Regions from separate parts of the Mus musculus genome. Here region 1 is linked to region 2. The links are chromatin contacts, found by Hi-C or POLR2A ChIA-PET in ENCODE. All regions are on one chromosome and are shown on one strand. Each heading gives the region's core, a stretch centred on a gene start or an enhancer-like site at or near the end of the contact. The rest is flanking DNA. Distances are from core to core; before and after follow the strand shown.

Region 1 (4,955 bases), core at 1,668-4,167, 120 kb after region 2:
TAAGACAGATTCCAGATCTTAAAGCATGGGTCTAGCACTTCTCCCCTCTGGTGACATGAGAAGACCAAAACCCACTGGTTTGGTCCAAAATGATTTGTCCAGGTTCACACAGATGACAGGTAGCTTTTTTAAAAAGGTAGAACTTAAAGAGAACTTTGAAACTTCTTAGAGCAAGGTTAGAAAAGAATCAAAAGTTACTAGACCAGCAGAGAACAGAATCAGGGTTATGTTGGTGGGACCAGAAGGTGTTTGGATACCAGGCTTAGCATTGGGATTTTATCGTACAGGCAGTGGGAGAATAGAAGCAGAAAGGCCAGAAATAGAAAGCAGGAAAATTTGACTAGCTTAGACATGTACAGCAGAACGTTTTATTTCTTTAAATGAGCGCTGTTTGGGACTCTCTAGGGTGGAGTTGGAAGAGATACTGAGAGACACCCTTAGGTAACTGCTGTACTTCCCTCCCTGTCTCTACAGATATCCCACTATTGAAAGAAGCATGAGGGCTGCCGCTGGCCTCTGTCCTCTCTGCCCGTCCTCTCTCTTCCTGTGGGTTTGAGTACCATGTCCTCTCTAGCTGCCCCACCTGGATGCCTGAACTGCCACCTGTGTATCTCTGTGTACCTGAGAGCCTGCAGGCCACCTCGATGGATACTCAAGAAAGATTCTCACCATCTGCCCACTGGACAGCTGGAGGACCTGGCCCTTTGCCTGGCCCAGCCTTCCCATCTGTCTGTCAGGGATGTGTCTGAATGCGCTGGATTGAACCTCCCCTTCCCCTCAGCCTCTGGGTCCCTTCCAGCCAGCTCTTGGTGGCAGCCCCGCAGCCATGAGGGCCTGAGCACTGCTGTGTTTACTTGTGCCTTCCCCACCCTGTCCAGGTTCCCTGTTGTGCAGGTGGGTTGCTATCCACAGGCCTTAGTGGCTACTGCCACCTGTACCCGGGGGCCAGGCCTGAGGCTGCAGAAACAGATTGAAGAGTAGTAAGGCACTCAAAGCAGGAATAGCTCATGCTGGGTCCAGAATGTGGGTCCCTGAGCTTGCCCTGTGTGTTGACACTGATGGCGGCATCTTCCTTAACTGAGGACAGAGGTTTGGGAAGTCATGCCAAAGCCACCCAGCACTCGCTGACCAGCTCTCGTGCAGGTTCCTGGCTCTTTTGAGAGTTTCTAAGAAGCACCCAGAAGACCTGTGGGAAGGAGGAAAGGTGTCAGATAATGATTGTCTTCCTAATACTCAAGTTCTCACTTCCTGCTTCCAGCACTGGCTGCCTTGGCCTTGGTTTCTGTTCCTGGATAAGGGGAAGTTGCATGCTGTTTCCTGGACTTTGTCCTAGGTAGCTCTGGCTTCCTTGCAGCCCACAGAATCCTGAGATTTGCTGAGATGCCAACAAAAGCTCATCTGGCTTTTGGCAGTCTGGGCAAGTTGCCCCTTTTTAGGTTTGTGGTGATGGAGGGGAGGCTGATAGGTACAGACCAAGTCCCCGGTGGCTGCAGGCAGCTCCGGCAGGTCCTGAGGATCCTCCTCACCACGGTCATGTGCCTTAGTAACTGTGCCCAGGAAGTGGCCTGCTGTGCCACTGCTCCCACTCTGTTCTCTCCTCCCTGCCTTTCCACACGTCATCGTTGAAAAGCCACTCCTTATTTTCCCTGCCAGCTGATAGAGATGGTGGGCACCCAGAAACCTGAGATACAGGTCCTGGGAGTGGGAACGTACTAGCCTAGAAGAAATGCTCCAGCCATTTCCAGCCTCCTATTGCCCTGTACTGAATGCTGACAAGTCTGGGTAACTGAGCCCCACCAGGCTTCTACCATCTTGAGAAGACAGATGTGGTATCAAGGAATGTGTGTGTTTTTTTTTTTTCTTCTCATCTTTCTTCCTTTCTTCCTTTTCTTCCTCTTCTTCTTCTTCTTCTTTCTCCTCCTCAAGCCTTGGGGCTGGGAAACTCTTCAGAGCCAGTCCTGGACTGAACCTGTGATGAGCCTCTCTGGGGTGGTAAAAATAATAAAAGCCCAGTATATTTATAGTTCCTGACACAACAGGGTTAGCTCCAGGCATCTGTGGCCTCAAAAATAGGGGAATAACTTCTCCTAGCCAACTGCCTCCATTCACAATGCACTTTAGTCCCTGTCATGCCTGGCTTCCTGACACCCTCATCTCCTCTCAGGGTAAGGGCAGTGTCTGCTGTCCCTGCTGGCCACTCCCACACTAACCCAGGAGGCCAGTCCAGTGTGCCCAGTGTCCAGACAAGTATGGTTGGCTGAGGAATGAGCTGGAAAAGGTGCTTAGACTAGACGACTAGAACACCCCTAGCAGGTGCTGCCATAGGCTTACCTGGGGGTGGGTTCCAAGGCCCCAAGCCACCTCACCATGGCGCTTCTTCAGCTTCAGTGGTGTCCACCCCCCTCAAGGGAGAACTGGGCAAGGAACACGAGTCTTCTGAATGGGCCTGCCTCTTTTGCTTACTGCTCTTCTAAAATCTGAGTTCTGTTTTAGTTCTGTGTCGTTACCCTGGGCTTTTGCCCCTTACAGATTGCACTTCTTTGGCTTATTATTTAGCCTTGTAGGTGCCTGGCTTTGGCCTTGGGAAAAAGAACCTCCTGGTGCCTCGTTTTCTCTCAGCATTCATTAGCCTGCTGTGGGGAAATCACAGGCCCAGGCTTGCCTAACTGAAGGATAAAGGGCACCCGTGTTCCCCATCCTCTTGTCACAGGCTTTTAGAAGGTCTGTTCTTGAGGTCTCACACCTGTTGCTGGCATCTGTGGCTTCTTCCTGCATTGTTTTCTTCTACAGCAATTTCTTAACCATTAGCCATGTGCTGTGGTTTCTGGGGCATCTGGGCTTTGTCCATTACAGACGGACTGGGGACTTAATTGCCTTGAAGTGGAGCCTGCTAGAAACAGGGTCAGTGGCAGGTGGCAGGCGGATGGGCAGGAAGAAGCTTCGAGCAAGTGGGAAGAAACTAAGCAGCCTACTTTACTGGGCTCACCTCCAGGGACATCCTGAGACTTGTCCAAAAGAGGCAGTCAGCACCAAAGGACTTTTACACAGGGTTTTTTGGTTTGGGAGATGTTTTTGCTTTTTCATACTTACACTGACTCAATGCAGGTTTTATATCCTGGTGACTTGCTGTCACATTCTATCAGTTTTCAAGGGCCAGAATGATGAAATAAATAAATAGAAAATTCCGTCCTTCCATGCCTTAGTTTAACAGGTGAGCTCTACCTGCCCAGTTCTGTGTTTTGTGTGAGAACTGTGAAATGGGCGGAGTCCTGACCACTTTGTGGGTTCGTTTGGTTTTATAAGGCATTTCAATGTACATTCTTCAAGCACTCCATTTGCAAAGAGAACTTAAAGTCATACTGTCTTCCCCATTCATCCTGCCCTCCTTGCACCCCCAGCTTTACAGTTCTGTAAAGAAGCCAGGCTACAAGACAGACAAAGGTATATTTTTCCTGCTTTGAGAGTGGCCAAGTTGGGATAGATGGCAGTTGGCCTTTTTCCTCCCAGTCCTATCAGAGCTCTTGAGTCACTTGGCTTCCTGCATAACAATATCTCCTCTGTTCTGAGGAACATTCTAGCATAGAAAATGGAATATGCTGCAAACATTTCTAGATCCTTCCTCCCTTCCCCCTCCTTAAAGAACAAAGAAGGGACACACAGCATGCCTACCACACAGCTTCATTCCAGGTATGCTTGCGCCTGACAGTACAGCTAGAGCCTTCTCTGTGGGGCCTGCTGGGTCTCCTGCAGCCTTAGAGAATATTTTACTTGGCATTTTACTAGGCAGTTGAAAACCTAGTAGAGTTTGAACAAAGCGCACCCCACCCCACCCGTCCTTCACCCAGCAGCAGAGCTCACCATGAGGGTGCAGAGTAGAGCACTTGGATTGCCAAGTAGGGAGAGGAAGTAGTTGAGGGTTGCATGGCTGTATCCACACTGGCCTGGCTTCTTAAGGCTGTGCACCACTATGGGATCCTTTGCAGAATGGTACTCATAAAATGGTTTAAACAACACATGCTTAATTGACTGTGCAGGATGTCAATCAATCTGGGTTTGCTTTATTTTATTTTATATATATATTTTTTGGTATCCTGTACATTGCAGTGGGTATGAAGATAGTATTTTAATATTTGTACAAAGTTTAATTTAATTTTAATTGTTCTATGTATATAACTGCATTTCTAAATAATAATAAAAATTCTTATGAAGGCAGATGTGAGATGTAGTCCTTCCCAAAAATAGTTTTTCAGAACTCTAGATGATTGAAGAGAGTAGGTGTTGGGGTTAAGGCTATATGTGCTAGCTTGGCATGTGTGAGACCCTAGGTTCAGTCTCCAGCACCACAGAAGGAAGAGGAGGAGAGAGGCGGCTCAGTTGGTAGAGTGTTTGCAAGCGTGAGGACCTGAGTTCGTATCCCCAGAACTCACACAAATCGCTGGGTGTGGTGGTATGTTCCTGAAATGAGGACAGACTCAGGAATTTGCTGGCCAGCCAGCCTCCATAATTAGCTCCAGGTTCATAGTCCTTATTCAGGAAAAGATAAAGTTGGACAGCAATAGAGTGCCATCCTTTGGCCTCTGCTTGTGTATCCACACACATACACTGTACACACACAAAGAGTGGAAGCAGGCAAGAGCTCATGACTAGAGGATGCTCTAGGTCTGAAGAGGCTGCTTGGCAGGTATGGAGACGGGACAGATTCAGAAAGTGCTCATTAAGAACATAGAACCGACAGTTGGGTGATTGATTGGATCAGGGGCCATCTTGGGGGTGCACAGATCATTGAGGGCAGTGCAGAGGGAGGGTGACCTGGGAGAAGGACTACCAACTATCACCAGTAGAAAACCATTGTCTCTTGATCAACTGCTTTCCTCTCGGGGTGCCAAACACTTGAGCATCTGATCCTAATATGGTTGGGCTAATGTAGAATGTCAGTTGGGCCAGGAGGGGAGACA
Region 2 (5,255 bases), core at 2,002-4,501:
CCCGCACATGGAAGGAGGCCCGGGCCGTGGAGCGAGCGCTCTCCAGCGCGCTTCGCCGTTCTCGAGAGAGCTGCTCACTGCGCTCCAGCTTGCGCCCAATGGCCTGCAGCAGCTCGCGGCGGCGGCAGTCTTCGTCTCTCTCTACCTTCTCCTTGTTGGCACGCTGGGCCCTCTCCTTTTCCAGGCGGGTCTGAACCACGCGCCGGGCCTTCTGCTGCACAGCCTCTTCGGCCACCTGCGCCGCGTGCTGCAGCCGTCGTTCTCCCGCCCGCGCCAGCGCCTCCAAGTGCGCCTGATGCTCCCGCTCTTTGCGCTCGGCCGCTTCCTTCGCCCGCCGACCCTGGAGCTCCTCTCTCCGCGCGCGCTCCCGCAGCTCCCGGGCGCGCTGTTCCTGCAGCTGCTCGTAGTTCTCTTGCGCGCGGCCCAAGCTGGCCTCCAGGGAGCTCCGCAGGCCCTCCCGCTCCTCCTGCTGCTGCCGGACTCGGCCTCTAAGCAGCGCCTCGTGGCGCGCCCGCTCGGCCCGGCTCAGCTCGCGCTTCTCGCGCTGCAGTTGGCCCTCTTGCCGCTCTCGGGCGCGCGCCGCCCGCTGGGCGCGCTCCCGGCGGACCAGCTCCGCGCGCTCCCGCCCCTCTTGCCGGCCCTCCTCCCTCTGCTTCAGGTTCTGCTCCTGCTGCAGCTTGCGCAGCCGGTCGTCCCGCGCGGCGCGTTCCACCCGCTCCCGCCGCAGCAGTCCCTGACGCTCCGCCAGCTCCCGCCGCCGCTCCTCGCTGCGCTCGCACTGCTGCTGCCGCCTCCGCGCGGCCTCGCGCTCCTCCCGGCCCCGGCGACCGCGCCGCTCCTCCACCTGCGCCGCCCAGGCCCGCCGGCCCCGCTCCAGCGCGCGCTGCTTCTCTCGCTCCTCGCGCTCCCGCCGCTGTTCGGCGCGCACGCGCTGCTGCTCCCACTGGCCGTGGGCCGCGGCGCGCTGCTCCAGCAACAGGCGCTCTTCCTGGTGCCGGGCCAGCATGAGGGCGGCGATCTTGCGGTCGCGCTCGGGTACCCCGCGCAGGCCTCGCTCGGCGCGCACTTGGCGGACGATGCGCTCCACATGCTGGGCTGTCTGCGGCGAGTGGCTCAGGTCTCCGAGGCTGAAGCTGCGGGCCGTGAGCGGAACCAGAGCAAGGGCCGAAGGGCGGCCCAGTGGGTTAGGTGCAGACGACGCCGAGCCCGCGGGGCAGCTGTTCCTGGCGGAAGCTCGAGGTGGCCAGCGAAGCTCCCGAAGGCTCTCCCCGCTGTAGGACGACGACGAGGCCCCGGACTCGGAGCTCAGGGCACCGTCCCTCCGGCGGGAGAGCGAGTCCAGCGAGTGGCTCTTTCTACCTGTCCGAGAACCGGCGGGCGGAGGCCGGCTCCTGGCGGGGGGACTGGGAGAAGTCCTTCGAGCAACTCGCGAGGCGGGCGAGGCCGGGAGGCTGCTGCTGCTGCTGCAGCTGCTGCTGCTGCCCCCGCTCAGGGCCGAGGCTGAGGCTGAGGCTGAGGCCGAGGCCGGGGCTGCCGCCGGACCCTTCGGTGTGAACAGGCGCCGCTTCTCCTCGCGCATGATGCGCTCGCGCTCGGCGCGGCACTGCTGCAGTTTGGCCAGGCGCTCCGCCTCGTAGGCCTCGTACAGGCCGGTGGCCACGCGCATGGAGCGGCCCGGGGCCTCGCGCACCAGGTCGGCCAGGGCCCGAGGCAGCAGCTCCACGGGCTTGACCGCGCATCGGGCGCAGGCCTCCAGAGAGCGGGGGCTGGTCAGGACGTAGCGGCTGCCCTCTGCCTCGGGGCAGGCGAAATTGAAGAGATCGAGGTGCAGCAACGGAGACTGCTCCCGACGTCCACCTTCTGCCCCGCAGGGGACTTCAGCCTTACGGGGCGCCGCCGCGGAGGCGGAGGCCGAGGAGGCAGCCGGCTGCTGGGCTCCCTGGGCATCGGGGGGCTCGGACGCTGTGGCCTCATCCCCTTCAGAGCCACCGGGCTCCGCTCCCTCTTTCTCCTCTTCTGGCACCGGGTCCACCATAGCTGAACCTCGTTCTTTGTTGGAGTCCCTGAGATGACAGAGGGGCGGGGGGACATAGAGGATCTGTGAGCTGTTCCTCCCTCCTCAGCCATATTTACCCCTCCCAACTTAATCCGATTTCAGATTAGGCTCAGGGGCCTGATGGAACGTAAATCCTAAAACTGATGCCCCAAAAACTCAGGCTGGGCAGTTGCGGTGGGGGGACGCTGGGCCTTAGACAGCAGCCTCAGTCTCCCTCAGACCTAGAATGCAGGGCCTTTCAGGAGACCACATTGGCGTGAGGCCCACTAGCTGCATCCCCTTCCTGCAAAGATTGAAGTGCAAGGAAGGCTGCAGCCAGCGAGGGAGGCGCTGGAGGATTCCCCGGAGGATTAGCTATTTGTTTGTAGCTTAGGCGGGCTGCTGGGATGCAGCTTTGCAAGAACACAAAAGGGGAAGGGGCCTGTGCATGCCAAAGTGCATTGCTGCGAGGGCCCCAGTTGCCTAGGAAGAAGTTTATGGTTGATTTCTCTCTACCAAAAGGACCCGGAGCGCAGGGCCCCCGGGAGATGGAAGGGCTGAAAAGAGTCTCCAAAGGCTTCTCCGAGTGGAGTGATGGATTCTTTCTCCAGCCTCTCCAGCGGGGCTTGCTGGGAGCTCTCTGCCTTCCTCTTCCTCCAGCCCCCACCCGGTGTTTGCTCAAGATGCACAAGGCACCTGAATCCTCCCAGATGCACCCGATCTCCAAGGCCGAATGTGTAGTTAAAGGTACCATCAACCCCAGTATGGTGGACTCAGACATCAGCCGCTGATGCTCACCAGTTTCCGCACCGCATCTCAGGGGAGTGGGCTCTTAGAGCGCCGTAAACCCTGCCGCTCCATTCTGGGAGCTGCTAGGTCTCCGAGCGGGTTCACTTACCCCAGGTCCGGGCTCCGGCCCCCTTGCCGAGGGCTTTTGTTCGCCTCTCGCTGCTCTCCCCGGCGCCTCTTCAGTCCCTGCGCCGGCGGGGTCGGGTTACTGCCGGCTGCAGCAGCCAGCGTCTCTCCATGGGAGACTACGAACTGGGAGCACACATCCCAGACGCTACCTACCCGGGGGAGGGGGAGTGCGACAAAGTCTCCCTAAAATAACGTAGCTCTGCTCCCTTGCTCACAACTGATTCTTAAAAAAGGAAGCTGGGTTCTTCCCTCGCCTCTGCATCCATCTCCACCTCTACCGCCAAGGTACCGCAGGTCTCTCGCTGCTCCTGGCGCCTCCTGGTGGCCACTTAAGGGTATTCATTTCTTTGCTTAGAGGACGACAAAGCAATTAAAAATACAGTAACTACACATGTATGCATATAAATGAATGCATGCATACATACGTAATACAGAGAGATGTGGACATAGCAGTTATCACCAGAAATCTAGTCTTTGGGCACCTTAGGCGGGTACAATGAAGGAATCAGTATATTTCTCAAAGGGATCTTAAGCAGACCAACAAGTCAGCAAGTAATTGGGTAGAAAGAGGGCACCTGGTCCAAATAGTGATTTTTATTTATTTAAGGAAAGCTAAGATGGGAGAACGAATGAGAACAAAGAATGATGCCACATTATGAAATTGCCATTACCTTGTTTGCTCACCTAAATAACTAAAAACAGTCGACAAAAACACACGGGTTCAGGCGGCAGAACACAAGTGACCAGCGGATGCTGCTTCCGAGTCGCTAGTTTCATACGATGAGACTGATCCTGATCGATGCCATGTAATGAGTGCTTTTTGATGACACCTCATCCTACCCTTCCATCGTGAGTGGTAGTGGCCAAAGACATCCCAGATTAGAATCCTCCAAGGAATGGGGGGGGGGGGGAGGTGTAGCATTAGAGAGTGTGGTGAACTATGATGCTAAAGAATCCGAAGGGCTGGTTGGTGGTGATGCCCGCCTTTGATCCCAGCACTCAGGAGGCAGAGGCAGGTGGAGCTCTGTGAGTTCAAGACCAGCCTGAGCTACAGAGTTCCAGGACAGCCAGGGCTACACAGAGAAACTAAACAAGCAAACAAAGGAAACCATGAGGGGAAAGTAAAGTTTTTGTTTTGTTTTGTTTTGTTTTGTTTTGTTTTGTTTTGGAAAGGGAAGGTTTTGAACAAGGAAATAATGCCGCAGATAGACTTTTTAGGAACATAACTCTAGCAACAACAGGGCAAGGCCCAAGAGACTAAGGAAGCAGTTGGGGAGGCACTGCAGGTACCCAGCACAGGGAATGTTGGAACCAGAAAGGGAGCGGTGGTAGGAAAGGAGGAAGGTGGGGGTTTGTAAATACAGTGGAAGGAACCACACTCAAAGCTTGGCTCTAGTGTGTGAAGTGAGGGATCAAGGATGGCTGCCTGGAGCAGTGGGATGCTGAGACAGACAGACAGACAGACAGACAGACAGACAGACACGGAAAGCGTGGATCCAGGAGGGAAGATTAGCTGGTATGGAATGCCAGTTATGGGCAGTTGCCCCTCTCCGTCATTAGAGTAGGACCATCCAACAGGTGGCTGGTTAAGTCATACTAGAGGTCTGGACTGGAACTAGATCGAGGATGTCACCATCTATGTAAGGTCCCTGTGATGGCTAGTTTTCTGTCCACTTGACACATGCTAGAGTCATTTAAGAAGAGGTGACCTCAACTGAGAAAATGCACCCCCAGACTACTCTGAAGGCAAGACTTGCATTTTCTTAATTAGCGATTGATGAGGGGGTGCCTGCCCATTGTGGGTGGTTTCACCTCTGGTGATTCTGGAGTGTGTAAGAAAGCAGGCTGAGTAAGCGTTCAGGAGCAAGCCAGTAAGCAGCAGCCTCTCGTCTTCTTACCTTGAGTTCCTGCCCTGACTTCCGCTTTCTCTCTCTCTCTTTCTTCCTTTCTTTCTTTCTTCCTTTCTTTCTTTCAAGATTTATTTATTAGCCAGGTGTGGTAGCGCACGCCTTTAATCCCAGCACTGGGGAGGTAGAGGCAGGCAGATTTCTGAGTTCGAGGCCAGCCTGGTCTACAAAGTGAGTTCCAGGACAGCCAGGGCTATACAGAGAAACCCTGTCTCGAAAAACCAAAAAAAAAAAAAAATTTATTTATTATTATAAGTACACTGTAGCTGTCTTCAGATTTCAGATGCACCAGAAGAGGGCGTCAGATCTCATTATGGATGGTTGTGAGCCACCACGTGGTTGCTGGAATTTGAACTCAGGACCTTCGGAAAAGCAGTCAGTGCTCTTAACCACTG

The links. Hi-C counts contacts between places; a loop is a spot of excess contacts on that map. ChIA-PET counts read pairs that join two places held with the same protein, here RNA polymerase II (POLR2A).
Region 1: a map of ES-E14 shows a loop between it and region 2 (2.3-fold over the local background). The contact joins the enhancer-like site here to the promoter of Ccdc177 in region 2. A Hi-C loop is called at or near these places in 33 of 37 maps with a recorded cell type or tissue (CH12.LX, CH12F3, ES-E14 and 11 more). POLR2A ChIA-PET finds 5 or more read pairs at or near these places in 3 of 5 experiments (Patski and embryonic stem cell).

Annotation. Positions count from the first base shown.
Region 1 is chr12:80,876,622-80,881,576 of GRCm38, forward strand. It overlaps Susd6 (sushi domain containing 6), which reads left to right. Exons shown (of 6, transcript NM_178682.4): 6 at 475-4,212. The coding sequence ends at 500. Among named protein-coding and RNA genes, the nearest start is that of Gm23298, 32 kb to the right of the region's middle. Within about 2 kb of position 2,918, at least 1 of the 3 ENCODE cell types and tissues checked has a DNase peak (open chromatin) inside an H3K27ac peak, as active enhancers do; it is gastrocnemius, where a contact is called at or near this core.
Region 2 is chr12:80,757,464-80,762,718 of GRCm38, forward strand. It overlaps Ccdc177 (coiled-coil domain containing 177), which reads right to left and starts at 3,252. Exons shown (of 2, transcript NM_001008423.2): 1 at 2,934-3,252; 2 at 1-2,063. The coding sequence starts at 2,035.